Regions from separate parts of the Mus musculus genome. Here regions 1 and 2 are each linked to region 3. A link is a loop called in an ENCODE intact Hi-C map of the cell type or tissue named here. Cell type or tissue: left cerebral cortex. All regions are shown on one strand. Links, peaks and the distances in the headings refer to the core of each region. The heading gives the core; the rest is flanking DNA.

Region 1 (8,277 bases), core at 1,649-5,648, 200 kb after region 3:
ACCCCCCAGAGCTCCCAGGGAAAAATAAACATTTTAAACATATGTTTATTTATTGTGTATACAACATTATAAGTAAATGTACGCCTGTGAGCCAGAAGAGGGTACCCAATATCATATATGGCTGTGATTTACCATGTTGTTGCTGAGAATTGAACTCAGGACATCTGTAATGGCAACCAGTAATCTTAAACTCTGAGCCAATTCTCCAGCCCAGTACTCCATTTTTAAAAATGATCTGGCTTGTTTGTATCTAACTTTTCGTGTTCTTTATATATGTTTGATATTAGCCCTCTGTTGGATGTAGTGTTGGTGAAAATCTTTTCCCAATCTGTAGGGTGCCATTTTGTCTTATTGACAATGTCCTTTGCCTTACAGAAGCTTTTCAGACTCATGAGGTCCCATTTATCAATTGTTGATCTTAGAATCATGTTATAATCCACAGATACAAAGATGATAATAAACAAAGAAGGCCTGAAGAAGATTGCTTAAATCTCACTCAGAAGTGGAAGTAAAGTTGTTATCAGAGTTGGTCGGAATCAGGTTACTAGGTGGGAGATGGGATGGGGACTGAAAATGAGTCAGGATCAAATGTAAGTAGAGCCTGGGAGACTGTAGGAAGAGGGAATAGAAATTGTCAGTAGGAGGCATCTCTAGGGCCTGGGATATTGGAGGCTCCAGGGAAGATATGAGGGTGACTCTAGCTGAGGCTCCTAGCAGTGAAGAATATAGAGACTGTAGTGTCTACCTCCTGTAGCCAGGCAAAACTCCAAGTGGAGGGAAAAGAACACCTACCGCCCCACAAAACCTTTGACCTAAAATTTGTCCTGTCTACAAGTGCAAGCACAAGGATATCCTAGACACTGAGTAAATGGACATCCAATAACTGACCCAACTTGAAATCCATCACATGGGCAAGAACTAATCCCTGGCACTACTTATGATACTCTGCTATGCTTACCAAAAGAAGCCTAGCATAACTTTCCTCTAACAGTCCCCACCAATCAGCTTATCTAAACAGATAATGAGATCCACAGCCAAATATTCTAATAGAAGTGTTAGGCAAAGAATTAGGTAATCCAGAGGACATAGAGACTCCACAGGAAGACCAACAGAGTCAACAAACCTGAACCTGTGGGAAATCCCAGAAACTGAACCACCACCAAAGAAAATATAAGCGCTGGACCTACCCTGGTCCCCGGGCACACTTGTAGCAAATGTGGTGTAGATGAGTCTTAATGCAGGTTCCTCAACAATTAGGGTGAGAGCTTACCCTGTCTCAGAAGCATGTCATTGAATGCCGTTTCCCTAACTGCGCTGTCTTGGCTGTTCTCAGTGGAAGAAGAAGTACATAGTCATACAGTGACTTAAGGTGTAATGTGAATTGGTACCCAGAGGTACCCTTTTCAGAGATGAGGAGAGAAGGATGGTGTAGGGGCTGTGTGAGGGGGAATTGGAGGAAAGAGGGCATGCAACCCACTATAGAAGATATATAGTGAATACATTAATAAACAAATAGAAAAATATTGATGTGGTCTATGGCTTTTGACTTCATTGTTCAGTTTCTAAAAGTGGATTCCATTAATACAAATAAATAATTTATTAAAATAAAAATAAGGAGACTTGTATTTATTATTTTGAAAACTCTAAAAACATGCAGATACTTTAAAAAATTAATTTATTTATTTACATTCCAAAAATTGCCTCCCTTCCTGGTGTCAGCTCTATGAGTTCTTCACCCAATCTTCCCTCCACTTGGTTTCTGAGAAGCTGCTCACCTACCCACTCATTCTCACCTCATCCTGTTATAATCCTCCTTCCCTGGTGCATCAAGTTTTTACAGGACTAAGTGCATCCTCTCCTACTGAGGTCAGGCAAGGAAGTCCTCTTATACATATGTAGCAGGGGCCATAGACCAGCCCATGTATGCTATTTGGTTGGTGGCTTACACTCTGGGAGCTCTCAGGCACCCAAGTTAATTGATACTGTCCTACTTCCTATGGGATTGAAATCCTCTTCAGCTCCTTCAGTCCTTCCCCTAACTCTTCCATAGTGGTCCTAACTTCAGTCCAAGGATAGGCTATAAGTATCTGCGTGTATGTGAGTCAGCTACTGACAGAGACACTCAGAGGACAGCCATGCTAGGCTCCTGTCTGCAAGCACAACATGACATCAGTAGTACTGTCAATGTTTGGTATCTGCACACGGGATCAATCTCAAGTTGGCCTTACCTTCAGTTTCTGCTCCATTTTTGTCTTTGAATTTCCTTTAGTCAGGAACAATTTTGAGTCAAAAATTTGAAGATGGATTGGTGGCCCCATGCCTCAGCTGGGGGCCATGTCTACCTACAGGAGGTGGTGTCTTCAGGTTCCACATCTACACTGTTGAGCATTTCAGCTAAGGTTATGGGAGCCTCTCACAGCCCTGGTGACTGGGACTTTCTAGTGGTTCTCCCTACATTTTACCCCACACTTCTGTATATTCCTCCATATTCTCCTGCCCCCTCCCCGAGGCTTCTCTTCTGTTTCTCATGATACATGATCCTGCTCCCCTTTCCATTCCCCCTTCCCTCTCCCATCTAGGTTGCTCCCTCCTTCTGCCTCTGGTGATTAATTTGTTCCCCCATCCAAGTGGGATTGTATCCACTCTTGGGCCTTCCTTCTTGTTAAGCTTCATGTGGTCTGTGAGTTGTATTATGGGTATTCTGAACTTTTTAGTTAATATCCACTCATCAGCAAGTTCATACCATGTATATCCTCTGTGGTTTGGGTTACCTTGCTCAGGATGATATTTTCTAGGTCCATCCATTTGCCTGCGAAATTAATGAATTCTCACTAGAAAATGTGGTTCATGTACACAATGGAATACTACTTTGCTATTAAAAACAAGGACAGTATGCAGACATTTTTAAGATAATACATTTGTGTTAAATTGTGGTAGCAACAATAAAATCCATGGATGTATTTTATATTGCCACTATTGGAATGTATACTTGAGGACTAGAAACTTTATTGTGTTTCATACTGCATACATGTATGCTCAAATTAGACAACTAGTAAACACTTCCAAAATTATGTCTGAAATTAAAATGAAATGTACACTGATTAATACACAATATATACAGAAATGTATAATTAGCATTATTCCACAAGCATGTAGACATATGTGTAAATATATTATGTTAACATGTATCTATATATTATTTGTAGTTATTTGATTCAGGAATATATCACATAGACTCAAGCATTTGGACAATTGGTCCCCAGATGGTAGTAATTTTGGGGGAAGTAATAAAGACTTGATGGAGGAAGTAAGACACTATGAGTGGAAATAGAGATTAAATTGCCTCAGCATGCTCTCTTTGCTTCCTGCTTATGGTTGAAATTGCAATCTTTCAGCTTCTTGTTGCCTTCAGTATGACTGCTGCTTGTCACCTTTCTTTCACAACAATATCGATTTCTTCTCTAGACCCATAAGCCCAAATACACTTCCTTTTCTTTATATGACTTTGGCTGTAGTGTTTATTACAGCACCCGAAATGAAAATAGGACACAGATTATTATATAATTATTTCTATATAGTTATAATGGATAGTATTATTGATGTAATTTTATATATATCCCTACACATACATTTCAAAAAGAGTAGATTAGGTAAGACCTGTTTTGTAACTCACGAATATACAAAGAATTTAGGACAACTAGGAAATGTTAATCTAGTAATATTTCTATCCTAGAGTATTGTACTAACCATTTCTACACCTGATTCAGTTGTGTCATGTTGCAATGTAGTTAAAATAAAGCAAAGTCACTACTATATAGAGTGCATTATTTCATGAATGTAAAAGGAAAAATCATTATTTAAATCAGTTAGATTCTGAGCATCAGCAGGAACAGACAGTGTTTGACTCTTAGGACAAAACAGTTAATAATCACAACACAGTAATGGCCATCAAGACATATTATATTTTCATGACTAAGTTTAGTGTGTCTTCTAGATGAGCAGGATTTCCATGGTAGCAAGCCAAAAGCTTAACTGAGTATTGTCACCTGCCCTGGTCAGCCACCTACGATGGTATCCTGGCAACCCTTGATATTTCTTCTATGCCAGCATCCTTATAATAGCCCTACTTTGGATTAAAGAGTGAGATCGTGATGTGGGATTTATTTGAAATTGAAATTAAAACACCATTATCAAATATAATTCAGAAGCTCACATCACTAAGTGGTTTTATCTTGCTAGCTACACACAGCAGCTCCCTTTGTGCATTTGTTACATAAAGAAGATAATCTTCAGAGTCTCCTTTTGCCAAATAAATTCCTTACCTACACTAGTGATGCGATATATTCCTCCAATGTATTCAGCTATTAAAATAGAATAGCAAATGTTGGAAATTTACATAGAATCCGATCAGCAGTGTTCATTTTTAGAATAGCTTAGATTCCCAGAAGAGATGCTGGGGAGTTGCAATATGCCATTTTTGTGTTTGCAAAAGGCCCACTCACTCTAACAACAGAAGAGAGAAATCACAGACCTATCATGTTCTTTACATTTCTTGGTTAATATAAACATTTCACATGTGCTTTAAGTTATAGTTATAAATACCCATAAGTACTTAAAATATGACTGCTATTTATTCAGTCCTAACATTTTAAGCAAAGAAGGTCAAGATATAGCTACGTTTATTTTAAAGATTTAAAAGATATCAAACTACAGCTTATATAGATAACACTGTCAAGAAATAAGAACCAGAGTATAGTTAATAAGCATTTAGAGAAATACAGCAACTAGAGCCCTGTGTAAGCTTTGTAGTATTGTAGTATACTTCCAACATTGTTCACAGTTACTACTAAAAATGGAAATCTTTCTCAACTCAGAAACTCCGTGGAAGAATCCACACAATAATTAAAGTATGTACAATCATAGCAACCATTTTATATTTAGTTCAATTTCATATATAATAAATGTTTTCCAGGTTTAATTTAAATATACATTTAAAATTAGAACTCTTTGTTGGTATGTTTTTTTTTTTTTTTTTTTTTTTTTTTTTGATTCCCTTTCAGGAAGCAGTAGATGCTCCGAAATAATCAATTAAGCATCTGGCTTTTAACAAGCATTTAAAGACATTGAACATAATTGTTTTTATTTATAGCTTAAGGAACATAGATTTAATAACATTGACAGTCATGATGGATTAAGAGCATTTGAAGTTTTTTCATAAAAGTAATGAAAAGACAACCGAACAATATTAAGTCAAAGTTTTACAAAATGAATTGGGAGGGGCTAGCTCTTGTGTGTCTGATAACATTTAGGTCACTTAAAATGAATTGAGAGGACGAGGGTGTTAGTATTACTGGTTTTATTGCATATAATTGAGGTTTTTTTACATAAATATTTTAATATCAGTACATGAAAGGCTTCTTTCTGGTTGAATAGAAACTGTAAATTATTGTGTTTTAACTCCTAAAACTGGGTTTTATCTGACACAGTATCTCTATGCTTTCAGTGGAAGAAAAATGTGTCATGCTTTTAATTACATCCTCCTAAATGAAGAGGGGTGAGAACTAAGGCAGTGAAGAAAGCAGTATGGGCTCAGAGGACACCTCTGAAGTACTCATTTGAAATGTAGCATGGCAGATGTATTTCTAGGAGTTGACAGAAGTCAAAGTGTTTCTGGTGCTCCACATTAGAAGTGAACCCCTGACAAGTAAAATAACTGCTAAAAAGGGTATTTGAATAAACATTTTCACAAACACGGTGTTGTTTCTACCAAAACAAAACCATGGATTAATGGATTTGTTGTCATGGATAAATGACAATAAATATAATCTTGTGATTAATCTTTTGATTATATACATATGTATATATATATATATATATATATATATATATATATATATATATATATATAAATTTTTAGAAACAAACCTAGCTACTTTTCAAATTTCACCAAAGTGTACTTACGTTGATCTTTAAATCATCAATGTGGCAATTCTGTTATTTTATTCATAGTACTGGTTTGTGTGTGATGGGTGTTAGGTTATTATTCTCATAATAAACTCACAGTATAGAACAAAATATTTATAAATTATTTGTTAAATTATAAGTTTTCAAATGTGTAGACTAGCAAAAGCAATGAAAAATATACATTTTCAAAGGAATAGGTGGAGAGGAAGCAAGTTACTGGAAAGTTAAGTTCACCAACATTATTTGTATTTAACAAATACAAATCATCATTATTATTCTAAGCAAGAATAAGTCACTCAAATTTTAGCAATAATCTCTATGAAGAGCAAACTTCATGTAAAAATGATGAAAGACTTGCAGCACTCCAGCAACCCATTCTAAAGAGGAACTTCAGGCAGACTCTCTTGGAGGAGAAGAAACACAAATTGTTACAAAAAGCTGATAGACCTTTTTTTGAACCCTACATACAAACACATGGTGATCATCACTGCAGGAAGTATGTCTCCAATTAATGAAAAAAGGAAGTCAGACAGTTGTCATTCTGCTGCACGTTGCACCAAATAAGGGTCTTAAATGATTTGAATTTATAAAGGGGAAAACATTATTGTAACCTGAAATGTCAAAATATTACAACTATTATATCTGATTTTTATTAAGTTAAATTCTTAAACAATTATTCTTCTCAGTTGACTACTATTATGCTCACCATTTTAAAAATATATTTACAAAAATAGAACAGGAAATGTAGTCTCTGCTTTAAATTTCTACCTTTAGATATATTTAAAATGTGCTTTAATAAAGGACACCCAAATACTATGTTTAAAGACTTGGAAACTAAGCTTTGGAACTTAGAAAGTAAGAATTTCAACCTAAAGTAATCTCATAACAAAACCTGTCCATTATAGGCCATTAAAAGTGGCCGTTTATAATGTCAAAGTTGCTAAATGAAAAGCACATGCAATCTCATTAGTCATCCAAGTTTTGCTTTATTAATATAATGTATGCTTTCCTTTCATCCATTTTTCATATCTGTCATTTTTCAAATCAAATATTAGAATTTTACTAAACTAAGCATTCTAATTTAGTGGAGACAAAAAGAACGGATGAAAAATGTTCATATCTATTAAACTATGGTTAACCAACAATAGATGTGAACCCTCTTCTTAGTTGAGTAGCTAATGTTCACTCTTGGCAGCATGGAAGAATGGACACATTTATTGACTGTCAAACACTAAAATAGAAAATACTATCTACTTGAATTTTAGGCCTATTTAATCACAGAGCAGATGGTCAAATGTTCCCTCTTTCTCTCCCACCCACACTTGCCATCTTCATAGATAACTGACATTTGAAATAGCATCCACTGTGGCAATCTCTGGTCACAGTGAAGTGGCAGACAACTCAGCTCCTAATTTAGCTATGATGATCTTAGAAAACTATATTTTGTTTGTCATTTGTTTGTTTGTTTGTTTTTGATCTTCTATAAAACAGGGAATACTTATTCAATTCTCCCCTTTTATGTAGGACCCTTCTATTCAAAAAGTGTCTTCTCTGGTGTTTAGTAGGACCAAGAGAGTCTAGAGCATGCTGTAGTCTCATAACCATTGAACCAGTAAAACAACACCTGGACTGGGCTCAGCAGTCCACCACTTGTGCTCCATCTCATTTCCATTCAGATTGCATCCAAAGATCCTTGGATATATGCCTGTGTGCTTCAACACTTTCTTCCTAAGTTGATTATTTTTCTTTTGCATCTTGTCATCAATATGTTATCGTGTATGTAACTAGTTTTTGACCTTTGCTCTTTAATATACTGTTAATAACTTTTTCTCTAATGTGACTTTTTGATGCCAAAAGAACAGATTGCTAATTGAATGTGTCAACATTAACTCTCGTAGCCCTTGTAAATTGACATATGCAAAACTCTAATGTATGTATGTACTGCTTGAATTTATAAAGTACTTGCAAATTGCAAACATCTCATCATAAGTTTCAAAAGGAAATTTTAGTATATCTCAGAAGTAGCATTCACTCATAGAAGCACAATGAAATCCTATTAGGATTTTATTACAGTTATTGGTGAGATATGATAAACAGAAAATATCCAGAATATACCAGTGTATTTTGCCTCCATTCAAAGACACAAAGATTTTTCATTTACTATTATATATATATATATATATATATATATATGTATATGTATGTATATGCATATATACATATATATCATTATATGTCTATTAATATGCACTATATATAGATAGTTCAAAATATTTCAGAACACCGAGACACAGAGAAGTTAGCTTATAAGTT
Region 2 (8,277 bases), core at 1,649-5,648, 120 kb after region 3:
CCACTCCTCCTTTTTGGCCCTGGCGTTTCCCTGTACTGGGGCATATAAATTTTGCGTGTCCAATGGGCCTCTCTTTCCAGTGATGGCCGACTAGGCCATCTTTTGATACATATGCAGCTAGAGTCAAGAGCTCCGGGGTACTGGTTAGTTCATAATGTTGTTCCACCTATAGGGTTGCAGATCCCTTTAGCTCCTTGGGTACTTTCTCTAGCTCCTCCATTGGGAGCCCTGTGATCCATCCATTAGCTGACTGTGAGCATCCACTTCTGTGTTTGCTAGGCCCCGGCATAGTCTCACAAGAGACAGCTACATCTGGGTCCTTTCAATAAAATCTTGCTAGTGTATGCAATGGTGTCAGCGTTTGGATGCTGATTATGGGGTGGATCCCTGGATATGGCAGTCTCTACATGGTCCATCCTTTCATCTCAGCTCCAAACTTTGTCTCTGTAACTCCTTCCATGGGTGTTTTGTTCCCAATTCTAAGGAGAGGCATAGCTTCGGTGAAGTAGCTGGATATAAAATAAACTCAAACAAGTCAATGGCCTTTCTCTACACAAAGAATAAACAGGCTGAGAAAGAAATTAGGGAAACAACACCCTTCTCAATAGTCACAAATAATATAAAATATCTTGGCATGACTCTAACTAAGGAAGTGAAAGATCTATATGATAAAAACTTCAAATCTCTGAAGAAAGAAATTAAAGAAGATCTCAGAAGATGGAAAGATCTCCCATGCTCATGGATTGGCAGGATCAACATTGTAAAAATGGCTATCTTGCCAAAAGCAATCTACAGATTCAATGCAATCCCCATCAAAATTCCAACTCAATTCTTCAACGAATTAGAAGGAGCAATTTGCAAATTCATCTGGAATAACAAAAAACCTAGGTTAGCAAAAACTCTTCTCAAGGTTACTATCAGTTTCTAATCAGCTGCCGAAAGAAGTGACAATAGTATCTATTTTGGAGTGTTATCTCTGGGATGCTTGTAGATCAACTACTGAAGTGGAGGTATCCCACACTTGAGACTGGGCTTTTTACTTGGCAATTTATGAGTTCTAAGATGAGTTAATCCCCTGTGTGGGGTAACTACAGTTAGGGTTTCTATTGCTGTGATAAAATATCATGACAAAAGGCAAGTTGGTGAGGAAAGAGTTTGTTTGGCTTGTACTTTGACATCTTAGTCTATCATTGAATAAAGTCAGAGAAGTAACATACAAACATGGACACAGATAACAATCATAGACAGAGATAGGAACATGCAATTTCCTTCAAATTACTCTAAAGAGATGCTGAGCAGAGTAGCAATTCAGAGACACAGAGACAATTATTTTATTATTTATTTACATTCCAAGTGTTGCCCTTCTTACTGTCCCCCTTCCCTGAGTTCTTCACAACATTTCCTCTCTTATTTGCTTCTGAGAGTGTACTCCCCCACACACCCACCCTTCTCCTCCTCACATCTACCAGCATCCCCCTTCCATGGGCACCAAGTTTCTACAGGATTAAGTGCATCCTCTCCCACTGAGGTTAGACAAGGCAATCCTCTGCAACATATGTGCCAATGAGCCACATATGCTTTTGCATTGTTGGCTTAGTCTCTAAAAGTTCTGAAAGGTCATCGTTAGTTGATGCTGTTGCAGAAAAGCTAAAGGGATCTGCAACCCTATAGGTGGAACAACATTATGAACTAACCAGTACCCCGGAGCTCTTGACTCTAGCTGCATATGTATCAAAAGATGGCCTAGGCGGCCATCACTGGAAAGAGAGGCCCATTGGACAGGCAAACTTTATATGCCCCAGTACAGGGGAACGCCAGGGCCAAAAAAGGGGAGTGGGTGGATAGGGGAGTGGGGGTGGGTGGCTATGGGGGACTTTTGGTATAGCATTGGAAATGTAAATGAGCTAAATACCTAATAAAAAATGGAAAAAAAATAAAGTCTTATATGACTATAAAAAAAAAAAAGAAAAGTGAGACAGATCACATACTTAATATTCAACCCTTGGATTGAGATTGGGGATCTATAAGGAAGAGTTAGGGGAAGGACTGAAGGAGCTGAAGGAAATTGCAACCCTATAGGAAGAACAATAGCATCAACTAATCCAGACCCTAGAGACCAATTTAGAGCCCCAGATAATGTAATAAACATCGAGATTTTAACAAGTTAGGGGATCTGGTATTAAGTATATTGGTAAACAACATAGTCAAGTAAGGATTATAGGAAATCAGAGTTATGCGGTTTAGTAGTCTAGAAAGTTAGGGTGTTATAGGCATAACTGTTGAGAATTTTAGGGATACACAGATAAGTGCTGCAGTGACATTTATCATTATTTTAAATTTTGGTTAATTTGGACTTTATTTTAAAATGTATTAGTGAGAATTTCATAAATGTATATAAAATTACATATGATAATTATTTCTATAATCTCCAACTTCCCCTTATTTCCATCACCATTTTACTCCCTCACAATCCTGTCTCTGTCTCTCTGTCTCTCTGTCTCTCTGTTTCTCTGTCTCTTTCTGTCTCTCTCTGTCTCTCTCTGTCTCTCTCTGTCTCTCTCTGTCTCTCTCTCTCTCTCTCTCTCTCTCTCTCTCTGTCTCTCTCTCTCTCTCTCTCCTTAGTTATCGCTGCCCATATATGGATGGATACAGAATGATCCACGGGATCATGAGAATTCTACTACTGGCCAAGTACACAAAAGAGCAGGGTTCCTCTTTCTCCAGTAACTACTAATTGCTAATAACTACTCAGTAAGGGTCTAGGGCTGGAGATTGTGTACTCCATCTGTGCTGGAATTTTTATATCTTGACCTGGTGCAAGTAGGTACACATGGTGCAAGGTCATGAGTCTGAGAGCTATATCATGTGTAAGAAGACAGTGTTTTGCAACAATCTCCTCCACTCTTTGGCTCTTAAACTCTTTTCCTCTGGTCTTCCATGCTTTCCCCTGGGATTTGGAGGTGTGCTGGTCAACCCTGATGTCTGATTTAGGACGGGACACTCTGTGAAAGTCTCAGTACTTTTAACAGTTATGAATCCCTGCATTGATATGTGCTCACTGGAAAAAAAATTTCTGAGCAAGATTGAGAATATTCCAGGTCTATGGTAAAAACAAACATTTAGAAGACATTTTGACAGCTTAACATTTAGCAAAATAACAACAGTAGGTTTTTCTCTAAGGCCTATGACCTCTCCAGCCATAGAGTTTTGGCCAGGGTTACAGTAGGAATATTCTACATTAGTTTCCACACAATAATTTAATAATGCTTATATAATTGAAGGAAGAAATTATTTTTGAAATATCCAGTACTATCACTGTACATTTCAGTTTTAATTTAAATGAGAACCAGGACATTCAGCCATGTTTGGAATTCTTGTGGATAGCTTTTTCCCCCCTAGTTTCAGACTTAGGGAAATGCTACTTTAAATTAAAGTGATAATTTCTTTAAGAAACATAAGTTTGTACTTCAGATCAGTTTTTGTTCAGCTCTGGGACAGGGAATGGTTCTGTCATACACATTTCATTAACCAGGATTTTATCTTTCTGTCATACTTAGAAGCAAAATCCCCAAGAAGGGCATATGCATATGCAAATTATGCATATGCATGAGGCAGAAGGAAAGCACAGAAGCCATAAAGAACCTTACCATAGGAAGCAAGACTCTCTCTTTAACTCCAATGGTATATGTATTTCACATCAAGAATTCTATTAAATACAAACGGTTCAAAGTATCATTATATCTGTTTTCTAGTGAAAATTAAAGCAAATGTTTCAGTTCAATTATATACTTAGTAAATGTAGCTCTAGTTTACAATTTCCATTTCTTTTGTTCTACCTAGGATCTACTTTAGACCACAAGGTTTAAAGTTTGATAGTAAGAAACATTTGCTAGTAAGAGAAAAACAGAAGGGGGATATTTTGATTATGAGGAACACATATGTTATCTCTATATTGATGTGTATTTTTGCAACTTAAAAAGTATGTGAAAAAACAGCCAATTCCATATTAGATCAAGTTTGGTAATTGGGGAGTGATGAATTCAAATACTTTCCAGGTTTTCTTACAAACAATAACAATCCAAATTAATACCTTTTTCTCCTTTGGTTACATGACCTCACTTTAAGCAGTCTGATGACCCATTCGTTTCTTGTCCAATATCTTTAAATAATTTACTTATTCCTTCCATGAATAAATAGATGTCATACTTTTCCCACCTTGTAGATCCCTTTCTTTCTGCTGCCTGTTGTTTAATTGGATTTCCAATGTCATTTATATGTTGCTTGGGCTCGTTGTGTTGAGCTGTTATTATACCTCTGCTATCTTTTCTCCTTCCCACAAAGCCTTTCAAAATGCAAATTATTTTCTCTGACCGAAAATACAGCAGGAGCACAGCCTGGCTCCTTTTCAGACCAAACCAGAGACAGATTTGTTAACAGCTGTTCTCGGGGTCTGTGCACGTAATGGAAACTTCAGAACCTCGCAGGGCCCACAGCTTCTCTGGCTGTAGCATGGGACTCATTTCACAGTAGGGGATATTTTTGGCAATGTATAATTAAAGGGCCTGTTTTAGTAAAATTACACCCTGTGTAACAGATATTGAAAGAGAAAGGGGAAAGGTAACAGGCGTCAGTGCTCCATTTAGACCAAGCAGAGAAAGAGCCCTGTGGGAGCTGACGATTTGGCTGTGATCCAGGAGGTCACACTAAGAAAAACAAATCTCTGTGTTTCTTCAGTACTCAAGCGACACAAGGATAAATTATATATATATATATCTTTCCTTCCTTACGTGGCTAACATCTTTCTAAGGTTGATAGTACTTTACAGGGGAATAAAAGACAGAGAGTTAAGCAAATGTGACAGCTTCATTTGTGTTCCTGGATGTAGTGCGATTTCAGAGCTGGTTAACTTTTCATTGGAAGCCTACCCATTGGACTTTATTTCACACAAAGATTTCTTCAATTTCATATTTTAATTATTTTAATTTAGAATATAGTTACATTTCTCCTTATAATTTCCCCAACCCTGAGCTTACACACACACACACACACACACACACACACACACACACACACACACACACACATTCTCTTTCAAATTCATGACTTCCGTTTTCAGTTTTATTTTATATTACACACACACACACACATCAATACACCCTTCACGGTCTGTAAAATATTACCTGTGAAATTATATTTGTTTGTATGTTTTACAGATGAACATTTCAAATTTGATTAACAATTTGGTGAGTTCTTCCCTGGAGAAGGCTTTCTCCCACTCTCAGAATTCATTAGTAGTCCTTATAAAATGTTTCATTTTTTCTCTTTTTGAAAATACATTTTTTTCTCACAAAATTCATAGTGATTACAAGTTCCCACTCTCTTTACATCTTTCAAATATTACTTCACTGCTCTCACATCCAGGTCCACCCTGTTTCTGTTTTTCATTATATCACAAACAGTCTTCTATGGGATAATAATATAAAATAAAATAAAATAAAATAAAATAAAATAAAATAAAATAAAATAAAATAAAATCTAAAAAGAGAAAACAAACACTAATATATTGGAATTGGTCAAAGCAAACAACAGAAGGAAAACAGATTAAGAGAAATAACCAAAACGACAAGTACAGGAAGCCATAATGTATATGAAATCGATCTGTAGAGTATAAAAGGAGAGAATAGAGAGAGCAAAAACTAAAAGATAATTTGGACCTGTCATTGGACTCCCTTTCCCTCAGGTTCTTCTCCATTTTTGACCCTGCAGTTTGTTCAGACAGGAACAATTATGGGTCAGAGGTTTTGTCTGTGGGATGACAATCCCATCCCTCCACTTGATGCCTTGTCTTTCTACTGGAGGTGGACTCTACAAGTTCCTTTTTCCCACTCTTTTCCCACTTTTTTCACACTGCCATGTCTTGACTCAGTGAGAGAAGATACAACTAACACTCAAGAGACTTCAGGTTCTAGGGAGTGGGGAGGTCTGGTAATGTGGGGTTTGGGGAGTGGGGACATCCTCTTGGAAACAGGGGAGGAGTTATGGGATGTGGAACAGTCAGAGGGCAGACCAGGAGGGGGAAAAAGTCTGGACTGTATAAAAAAAAAGATTAAAAATAAAGAAAAAATTTAAAAATATACAAAATAAATTCTAAAAAGGAATGAACCCAGACATAACACGATGAACCTCCGAAGAGCCCCCTAAGGTTATTTCTGTTGGCCATTTGCTGCTGAACGTGCAGCCTACCCTTAACAGTTTGTTTCCCTAGACAGACTCACTTGGATGAAACTATTTTTTCATTTCAAAGCAGTCATCAGCTACAGATTGCTTCTGGGTAGTGTGCCTACCTCTCCTTGAAGTTCTAGTACCCCATGGGCACAGCCCCATGCAGGCCCTGTGCATCCTTCCTCAATTTTTGTGAGGTCCTATGGGCATGTTGATCTAGAGGGCCTCCTTTTCTTCGTGTTCTTCTTCCCTTGTGTATCATATACATTTACCAGTCCCTCTTGCAGAGGGTTTCCTGACCTAGGAGGAAGGAATTTGATTGAGAAAAACTATCTATGGATGAGGGTTTCAAGGTCTCTTTCTGCATAATGTCTGACTGTGGGTCTCTGTATTTGTTCCTTTCTTCTGGAGGTGGAAGCTTCTCTGAAAGCTTCCTTTCAGTGCCTTGGATGAGCAAGGCACTGACCTATGTGTATATACAGAAGAATGTAATTAAGAATCAATTTACTGCTGTTCTGTTCTTGTTAGTGGTTGTAGTTTGTTTTTGTTGTTTTAGAACAATTGTACTTGGTTTTACCTTAGGTCACTGGACTATCTAATACCAGTTTCTTGGACACCAAGTTATGTCTGAATTAGTTTCGTCTTAGGCAGTAGGCCTAACCTCTAAACAGATACATTTGGTTACTCTCACAAGCTTTGTGCCACCATTTCACTAGCATGTTTTATGAACAGGGTACCATTGCAAATCAAAGAGTTGGTGCCTCAGATACTCTTTTATTTCTCCTTTGGAAGCATGCAAAGTACCTTCCTGTCCCAAAGATGCTACCATGTAAGAGTAAAGGCTCAGTGTAGGTAATGGTTTGACATCTCCATGGTCAGTGAGTTGTATTGGTGTTCTCTTCAGCAAAGAAGACTTGCTGGTAATTTTCAGAGTGCAACCTATTGGCAGCCTGCAGGTTTCCATGGGAACTCTTTGGCCAAGAACTAAAGAGGATACAACACAGTCCTGATATTGGAAGCTTCCTTTGGTTACAAATAACAAGTCAGGCCTGTTTATCCAACCCTCCCATTATTTGGTGATTTTCTTTAGATTGCTTATATATATGGAAACTTCTACATATACATATTACAAGTTAAAAGTATATATTTTTATATGGAAACTTTTACTGGATTTGGTTTTTCTATTCCCAATCATAAGGCCCTTAATTTTAGGTATCACCCCTCTTATCCCCTACTTTGTGGCCCTCTTCCTTTCCCATATCCACTTGATCCTTTCATTCCACTTCTCTTCAATCTATCTATAACTTTCTATATCTATATCATTTCACTTTCCAAGGGAGGTCGATCTGAAACTACCCCATCCATAATTTCTTACTCTATAACTAACCTATATGGTTAAAAATAGATTTTAGCTTGATTACCATTGTCTTCACAGTTAATTTCCACATATAAAATTGTAAGCAAATACATACATAGTCATGTTTCTGGTACTGAGTGATTTCATACAGCAGGACTTTTTCCCCTAGTGTCATCCATTTACCTAAAAATTTCTGGTTTCAATTTGTTAACAACAGAGTAAGACTCAGTACAATAAATGTACATTTTTAAAAATTTTAAAATAATTTTAATTAGATATTTTCTTCATTTACATTTTCATTTTTTAGGTATTTATTTCATTTACATTTCCAATACTATCCCAAAAGTCCCTCACACACTCCCCCACCCACACACTCCCACTTCTTGGCCCTGGCGTTCCCCTGTACTGAGGCATATAAAGTTTGCACAACCAATGGGCCTCTCTTTCCACTGATGGCTGACTAGGCCATCTTCTGATACATATGCAGCTAGATACACAAGCTCCAGGGGGTACTGGTTAGTTCATATTGTTGTTCTACCTATAGGGTTGCAGATGACCCCAGCTCCTTGTGTACTTTCTCTAGCTCCTCATTTACATTTTCAATGTTATCCCTTTTCCTGATTTCCCCTCAGAAAACCCCTATCCCCTTCCCTCTCCCCCTGCTTCTATGAAGGTGTTCCCACACCCACCCACCCACA
Region 3 (8,277 bases), core at 1,419-5,418:
CAAACAAGTCTTGGCATCAGCAATAGTGTCTGGGTTTGGTGGCTGCATATGGGATGAATTCCCAGGTAGTCTCTGGATGGTATTTACTTCATTCTTTGTTCCACAATGTGTCCCTATATTTCCTTTAGACAGGAGCAATCCTAGGTTCAAATTTCTGAGATGGGTGGGTAGCCCCATCAGTCATTTGAAGGCCATATCTAACTTCTCTGTATAATCTCTACAGGCTCTCTCTCCTCTTTGTTGGGTATTTCAGTGAATGTCATCCACATTTGGGCACTGGGGGCCTCTTACTTTCCTTGAATCTGGGACTTTCTGGTGGCTAACCTAAGATCCCCATCCCCAATTGCTATGCACTTCTCTTCAATTTCCTGACCTTCTGACATTCTCCCCATCTCCTCCTACACTTGATCCTGGCCCCTTCTTTTCCTGCCCCCCTCTTCTCTTCCTCCCAAGTCCCCCTCACTCTCTACCTTCTTTGTTATTTTATTCCCCATTCTAAGTAGGACTGAAGCCTCCACACTTTGGTTTTCCTTCTTCTTGAGCTTCATATGGTTTGTGAATTATATTGTGGGTATTCTGAGCATTTTTCCTCATATCCACTTATCAGTGAGTGCATACCATGTGTGTTCTTTTGTGACTGGGTTACTTAACTCAGGGTGGTATTTTCCAGTTCCATCCATTTGGCCACACATTTCATGAAATCATTGTTTTAATAGCTGAGTAGTACTCCATTTTGTAAATGTACCACATTTTCTGTATACACTCTTCAGTTGAGGGACATCTGGACTGTTTCCAGCTTCTGGCTATTTTAAATACGATTGCAACGAAGAAGGTGGATCATGTGTCTTTGTTATATGTTACAACATCTTTAGGGTATGTGCCCAGGATAATTTTTCTTTGACTTGAATAAAAAAGGACAAATTTCACATATCTGCATGAATAGGGCTGGAATTCTGAAACCACATCCTTTTCTCCATTCTGAGAGCGTGTCTGACTTGAATGTGTGCAAATCTTGTGTGGGAAGTCACAGTCTCCAAGTTCAGAGAGTGAAGGAATTGATACCTGCTAGGAAGTGAAAATCAGTTTTGTCCAGTGAAGTGGCATTGGTTATGCAAACTATACTGCACGGCAGTAGTGATTGGCCAATATAAATTGTACTCCATAATTTTTGGTGGCTTTGTTGTTTTTGTTTTATGTGTGCTTTTCTTTTTCTTTTAATAAGAAAGAATGAATAACATGTTGAATAGGTAATATTGGGGTTATCTGGGAGTAGTTGGAGGAAGGGCAATAATATGATCAAAGTATAGTGTAAAAAATTATCAAAAATATAAATGAAAAATATTTTTAAATATCTAATCTTATAAGCCATAATAAAGACAGTAAGAATTTAGTGATTCCAATAATGATCAGACAGTCCTTGGTTCTTATTATTATTTAACACTTCTACATGTAGTAAAACTGAAGGCATGAAGACATTCATAATTAATTGAGCCAATTACCCAAAAGCTGAGGTTGCAACTTCTTCAAATCTGCTTATCATTACAAACCTCAGTATGTTAAGGAATAGTAGAGAGACATAAAAATCAATGGCAGGAATAGGATATATTTAGGTAACATTTGTAACTATAGCATAGCAGGGCAAGGACTTTATAATCATGGTATATAGTCTTAAGAATAAAAATAGGAAACACAGAAGATTCTAATTATCTAGTATAGGAAAACCCTGGTCCTATGGTTGAAGTTTGACATTACCTGAAAGCTCTTAGAGCATGGTGAAAAATGGCAGACTCACTCTGTCAGCAAGGCTTACTGTTTTCTAGCTGAGGGATCCAGACTCCATTCTGCCTCCTGTGGAATATTGTGCAGCCCTTAAGAAATTCCAGGTCTAACTCCTTTTCTCTGTAAAAGAAACCTGAGATTCCTGGAATACTACCCCATGCTAAGGAGACATCTCAGTGTCTTAGCCTTCAGCAAGTGACCTTTTCTCACCCTGGATATCCCTACCTTCTTTTCCCAAACTGTAAAACCTTGACTCACCCTGAATAAAGTGGGTCTATCTCTCTGATGCTTATGCAGGAATGTTGTCATGTCAGTCCTTACTAATGGGGCTTCCATAATCTGATCTGTCCTGCTGCTCCATTTGCCACAGGGGACCAATATGGACTGACGATCCCCAGGGCACAGAGGGAAATATATAGTGTTTTACCATAATTCCTAATGAGAAGGCTTTCAAAAGAGATGGCGGTTAGCTACAAAATTTTACCATAGGAAAGAAATGCAGTAAAAATAGTTCTTAGATTAGCAAATTCTCAACAGGCAGAGCTACATCAAAGCATGTGTGTTTAAAACGTGGCTCTGCATGCTGTCCGTTTTTCTCTTTTTAATAGAGATAACAGTAATACTAGTATTACCTTCAACGATCACTGCATGTTTGCACTAGTATCTTCAAAGTGTTAATATAACTTGGTCTTATTGACACACATTGATTTACTGCTCATAATAAGTGAATAAACATTAAGTTCTTACTAAAGAAGAAACTAAGGACATGTGTAAAACTTTAGTAACTACTCTAGAGACCACACCCTTTTAATGTAGCAATTGGCTTTAAAATATATTCAGAACCACTAAAATAATTTTACAGGTAGTATAAAAGGGTGAAGTTCTTTTTAATCAACTAGGAGGGTTATTTTTTCAATTCTATTGTATGTGAGGGTCAGAATTAGAGTAGACTTTTAAATTTTCCTTTCGTTTTTATGTCTAATGGTGTGTGAATGTTTGTGTGTGTGTGTGTGTGTGTCTGTGTGTGTGTGTGTGTGTGTGTGTGTGTGTGTGTGTGAGCTCATGTGTGTCATTAGGGTACAACTTTCCAGATTGTGTTTTCTGCTTCAATTATGTGAGTCTTCAACTGACTTGGATAATCATGCTTGGCAGAAAACACCTTTACCTGGTCACACACATGCACGCGCACGCACACACACACACACACACACACACACACACACACACACACAGATCAAGGATTCTTAAACTTGGAAAAATTGAAAAACTGAGAAATACATTCTTCCTCATTTATCCTTGAACCATCCTTTATTTGATCTTTTAATTTTAAGAATTTTATTTTTAATTTAACACATTTATCTCAACATCTGGTACTTAAAATGTTTTTTTTTTTCTAAACTTTTCTCTAAAGATTGTTTAGTAGTAGTTAATGACTTCCTGCCTCTGAGCTTGTTTGTGTTTCTGTCATTCTTAGATAATGTCAAAAGTTAAGTCATTGTTCTGTATCCTGTTCAAAACCTCTCATGTAATAGAACTGAGAGATACAGACTTTTTAGGGTTTTTTTTCCTATTAAAACATTATTTGCTTTCATGCTCATTAGTTTCTGCACCATATTGCAAATTTCTGAAGCAAATTTTCTCATAATATTCTCTATTTTCTTTTATGGTTTCACATTATGATCTGCATCATTTAAACTGAGCATAAATAAAGCAACTGTTCTGAACAGAGCAGACAAAGGAAGCAGTTGCTTAGCAACAGAAATCACAGAACAGATCCTGAACTCCTACTCAGATGGAAGCTTCCTACCCCCGCTCAGTGGTGAAAACATTTTGAGTATCCATCTTCTCTGAGCATGCCCCTCATACTGGGAGAAAAGCCAGATTTAGATCCTGATATTAAGAGGAGTTAGAAATTAATAAGCTTCAGGAGGGTCTACATCACATCTTTATGAGTCATAAATTACTGCATTGATGATGAACAACTTATGTGCCTGACATGGTTATGCTTTTGTCTTAGAGCTGAGTAACTATGTACCTGAGACTAATTCTGAGTGCACTCGGTGTAGCCATATGGGTTGGGGTGCAGATTAAAATGCATCAGAAGCTGTGAACAAATCCAAAGCAAGCAGTGGGACATCCTAGAGACCACAGCAGCTTGATTCTCCATACTGGGAATTATGTTGCTATAGTGGTAGGGACAGTATGAAGGTTTTTGAATCAATGCAAATCACAACTAATATAGATTTTAAACTCAAAGGTATAGATATAACTATAAATAATGCCAGATAGACTTTCTTCTTATGTCTTGTGGGCATTATATCGAATTTCTTTCAAGGTACATCATTAAAAAACACATATATCTTAAATAACTATTTTGAAATTTTAATCTATCTTTTAAGTATGTACATAATTGAGGTTATCATACTTTCTTATTCTCATAAGATTTTTTAAACTCATTTTTTGCAAGACTTCCTGCATTTCAAGTATTTACTTAATAGTATTTGGTTATTTCTACTTAACAGGTCAAGCCTTACTATTATTGCAAATCAATGGGAAAACTCATGCATATATTCTGAGAAGACAGGATAGATCAGTTATAAGATCATTCTAAGTAAGGACACTAAATATAACTCAAGCCAAGTGCCACCATTATTGGAATCTCATAGAAATCAAATCATCACAGAAGCAGCATAAGTTAGTGTATGTGGAGAACATGAAAAACCACAATGAAAGGAGAAATGAATTAAGCATGTTCATGGAGTTGAAAAAAGGGTCAGAGGAGGTATGAAAGTACTGCTGAAAAAAGCACCATAAATCAACCTAGGTACCTACATGATTGTGTTTGGTGAGAATTGTCTGTACAGATCAGAAGAAGTTAATGAATTTATAGCTGAAATAAATTCTGGATCTGAGAGGCATTGCTTTCTAGGCATTGGTATTAAGTTAATTAAATGGATAACTAACTAATCTCAGTCATTGTCCATGAGGGTAATTGTTTTAGTGGAGGTGAACTCGTAAATGGCTCTAATAAAGTATGAAAAGTACAAGAATAGAGATGTTCACAAGATATATCACACAGGAAATGGAAGTGAAAGCTAATTAATTAGAAGAGAGTTTTGATATGGGTATGCTTGGCTACCATGTGACATTTCTGTTGCATGGACTTAGAAACCGATTTTGATAAGGAGCACTCACTCCTCTTTGGAGATTGCATGGTAACCAAATCCAGAATTAAAGCCTGACACCTCTGTTTACATCCAATATCTGTAATTTGGGGGTTTTTTAGAGTCAGAGTTCTACATTGCAAACAGATATGTTAATCATCCAAACAGTGTCTGCCTAATTAATCTCATCACCTATCAAGGTAAATTTAACCAACACTGCATAAAATATTCTTACAGACATCATTTGTATATGCTTCAATTCTTTCCCTATTTAAAGTAAAGCTCATGTTCGTAACACAACAATTAGGTTGAATGGTTGAATGGTTGAATTTATTTCCCTAATATGATATGTCTTTTGATTAAATTATTTCCTGTCTTGCCACCACTTCAGTGTGTGTGTGTGTGTGTGTGTGTGTGTGTGTGTGTGTGTGTGTTTGTTTGATTCTTACTTGGAGGATCCCCTCAGAGTTGGATGACTCTGGCTACACCAGCTCTTTAGAAAATTTCAGATTAGGATGCTGATGAGGGACTTGCAGATGCTTTACTAGAAATTCAATGTCCACCTCATAGCAGGCTCTTCTCAATGAAAACTTCGTACACCCCTCAGTGTTCTGTCAATATCATGTCTCACCTGCCCAAATCCAGATGAGTTTAGGACTAGTCTTCTCTAAGCCATTGCTTCTCACCCTCCCAAATATAAATGCAAATATCTTCCCCAAATTTCTTTTCATTCAAAATTCACAGAAAAATAGTGCAGGCTGCGAGCAGAGACACTCAATTAAGTGTTCTTTAGTTTTGTGATAATTTTTACAGTTTCAAATTAACCATGAAATAAAAACATGCATACATATTCCTGGAACTGGCCAAAGTGTTAATTGATTGTTTGAATCTCACCTCCCTAATTGGTTATGGTGAAATTCAACATGGTCAGCATAGGGATTCCCAGCAGGTAGGTGGCTCTGCACACAAACTGATGCAGACTGTGTTTGCATAAGTCAAATCCTTACAGATTTCATAGGAACAGTCTATGTGCACTTCTATCTTTCCTTTTGTTTATAATATTTCAATTTCATTTGGATTGAACTCAATGGTGTGTCTCTATTTATAACTGTTTATTCATTTGTGTATGAAACATAAAATTAGAAGGAGCTAGAGGTTCTTTGTTTAGGTTGGAAATTAAAACTAAGATCAATTATCTTATAGACTTTTAAGATGGTTGCTAAACATATTGCTTCTTGACACAAAGTGGATATAAAGAGCACAGAATATTGATGGCTTACAAATGACATATTTATTACATCATTTGCCAGTTTTGTTAAGTTTTCGAGAGTTAGAAGCATATTTTTCCCTGATTAATCTAATGTACTTTCTAAGAAATAAACATAAGCAAAATCGAACACTTGATTAATGTTATGTATTACTTGGTAGTACAAAATACAATTTCTTGAGATTTTATAAAATAGTCTTGGAGTTATTTCTGTTCAGTAATAACACCTATGAAACACAATGAGATATACGTAAAGATGCATTAAGTGGAACTCACATATTTTTGGTAACCATCATCTCCTAATTGAACAGAAGGTGCAAAAGACTAGCATTGGCCTGGAGAAGACTTGAAATCAAATCACAGAATCAAGTTGATTCTCTGTGCTCTGCTTGATCCAGCTTTTCCAGTTTGCATCTCTCTATGTTCTGCTTGCTTGCTATTCTAAGAGATCTCTCTATCCATGTCCCCCTTGCTTTGTGTGTGTGTGTGTGTGTGTGTGTGTGTGTGTGTGTGTGTGTGTGTGTGTTTGTTTGATTCTTACTTGGAGGATCCCCTCAGAGTTGGATGACTCTGGCTACACCAGCTCTTTAGAAAATTTCAGATTAGGATGCTGATGAGGGACTTGCAGATGCTTTACTAGAAATTCAATGTCCACCTCATAGCAGGCTCTTCTCAATGAAAACTTCGTACACCCCTCAGTGTTCTGTCAATATCATGTCTCACCTGCCCAAATCCAGATGAGTTTAGGACTAGTCTTCTCTAAGCCATTGCTTCTCACCCTCCCAAATATAAATGCAAATATCTTCCCCAAATTTCTTTTCATTCAAAATTCACAGAAAAATAGTGCAGGCTGCGAGCAGAGACACTCAATTAAGTGTTCTTTAGTTTTGTGATAATTTTTACAGTTTCAAATTAACCATGAAATAAAAACATGCATACATATTCCTGGAACTGGCCAAAGTGTTAATTGATTGTTTGAATCTCACCTCCCTAATTGGTTATGGTGAAATTCAACATGGTCAGCATAGGGATTCCCAGCAGGTAGGTGGCTCTGCACACAAACTGATGCAGACTGTGTTTGCATAAGTCAAATCCTTACAGATTTCATAGGAACAGTCTATGTGCACTTCTATCTTTCCTTTTGTTTATAATATTTCAATTTCATTTGGATTGAACTCAATGGTGTGTCTCTATTTATAACTGTTTATTCATTTGTGTATGAAACATAAAATTAGAAGGAGCTAGAGGTTCTTGTTTAGGTTGGAAATTAAAACTAAGATCAATTATCTTATAGACTTTTAAGATGGTTGCTAAACATATTGCTTCTTGACACAAAGTGGATATAAAGAGCACAGAATATTGATGGCTTACAAATGACATATTTATTACATCATTTGCCAGTTTTGTTAAGTTTTCGAGAGTTAGAAGCATATTTTTCCCTGATTAATCTAATGTACTTTCTAAGAAATAAACATAAGCAAAATCGAACACTTGATTAATGTTATGTATTACTTGGTAGTACAAAATACAATTTCTTGAGATTTTATAAAATAGTCTTGGAGTTATTTCTGTTCAGTAATAACACCTATGAAACACAATGAGATATACGTAAAGATGCATTAAGTGGAACTCACATATTTTTGGTAACCATCATCTCCTAATTGAACAGAAGGTGCAAAAGACTAGCATTGGCCTGGAGAAGACTTGAAATCAAATCACAGAATCAAGTTGATTCTCTGTGCTCTGCTTGATCCAGCTTTTCCAGTTTGCATCTCTCTATGTTCTGCTTGCTTGCTATTCTAAGAGATCTCTCTATCCATGTCCCCCTTGCTTTGTGTGTGTGTGTGTGTGTGTGTGTGTGTGTGTGTGTTGTAAAATAGTAATAAAAAGGGTTCATCAATTTAAGAGTATGGTACACAGTCTGGAGAACAAAAGGAGGGGAAGCAAATAATGATATTGTATTTTAAGTAAAACGTATTAAAATTAAAAATCAATAAACACAAACATAAGTATATGTGTTTTTATTAAATTGAAGTCAATATCCAAACTTTAAAAATGTTTTTCTTT

What was found. Hi-C counts contacts between places; a loop is a spot of excess contacts. Peaks named below come from ENCODE experiments on the same cell type or tissue, not always from the same donor. Only the 100,000 strongest peaks of a DNase experiment are listed, where the experiment ranks them.
Region 1: it touches region 3 in a loop (17-fold over the local background); 2 of 42 quality-filtered maps call a loop at or near these places.
Region 2: it touches region 3 in a loop (12-fold over the local background); 4 of 42 quality-filtered maps call a loop at or near these places.

What each region holds. Positions count from the first base shown.
Region 1 is chr2:55,885,750-55,894,026 of GRCm38, forward strand. No RefSeq gene overlaps it. Among named protein-coding and RNA genes, the nearest start is that of Kcnj3, 450 kb to the left of the region's middle. In left cerebral cortex, for the core only: no CTCF peak of the experiment used is centred there; DNase peaks (open chromatin) are centred at 4,105 and 4,410; H3K27ac peaks cover 761 bases.
Region 2 is chr2:55,813,866-55,822,142 of GRCm38, forward strand. No RefSeq gene overlaps it. Among named protein-coding and RNA genes, the nearest start is that of Kcnj3, 380 kb to the left of the region's middle. In left cerebral cortex, for the core only: no CTCF peak of the experiment used is centred there; DNase peaks (open chromatin) are centred at 3,561 and 4,518; H3K27ac peaks cover 976 bases.
Region 3 is chr2:55,689,823-55,698,099 of GRCm38, forward strand. No RefSeq gene overlaps it. Among named protein-coding and RNA genes, the nearest start is that of Kcnj3, 260 kb to the left of the region's middle. In left cerebral cortex, for the core only: no CTCF peak of the experiment used is centred there; DNase peaks (open chromatin) are centred at 3,599 and 3,826; H3K27ac peaks cover 2,055 bases.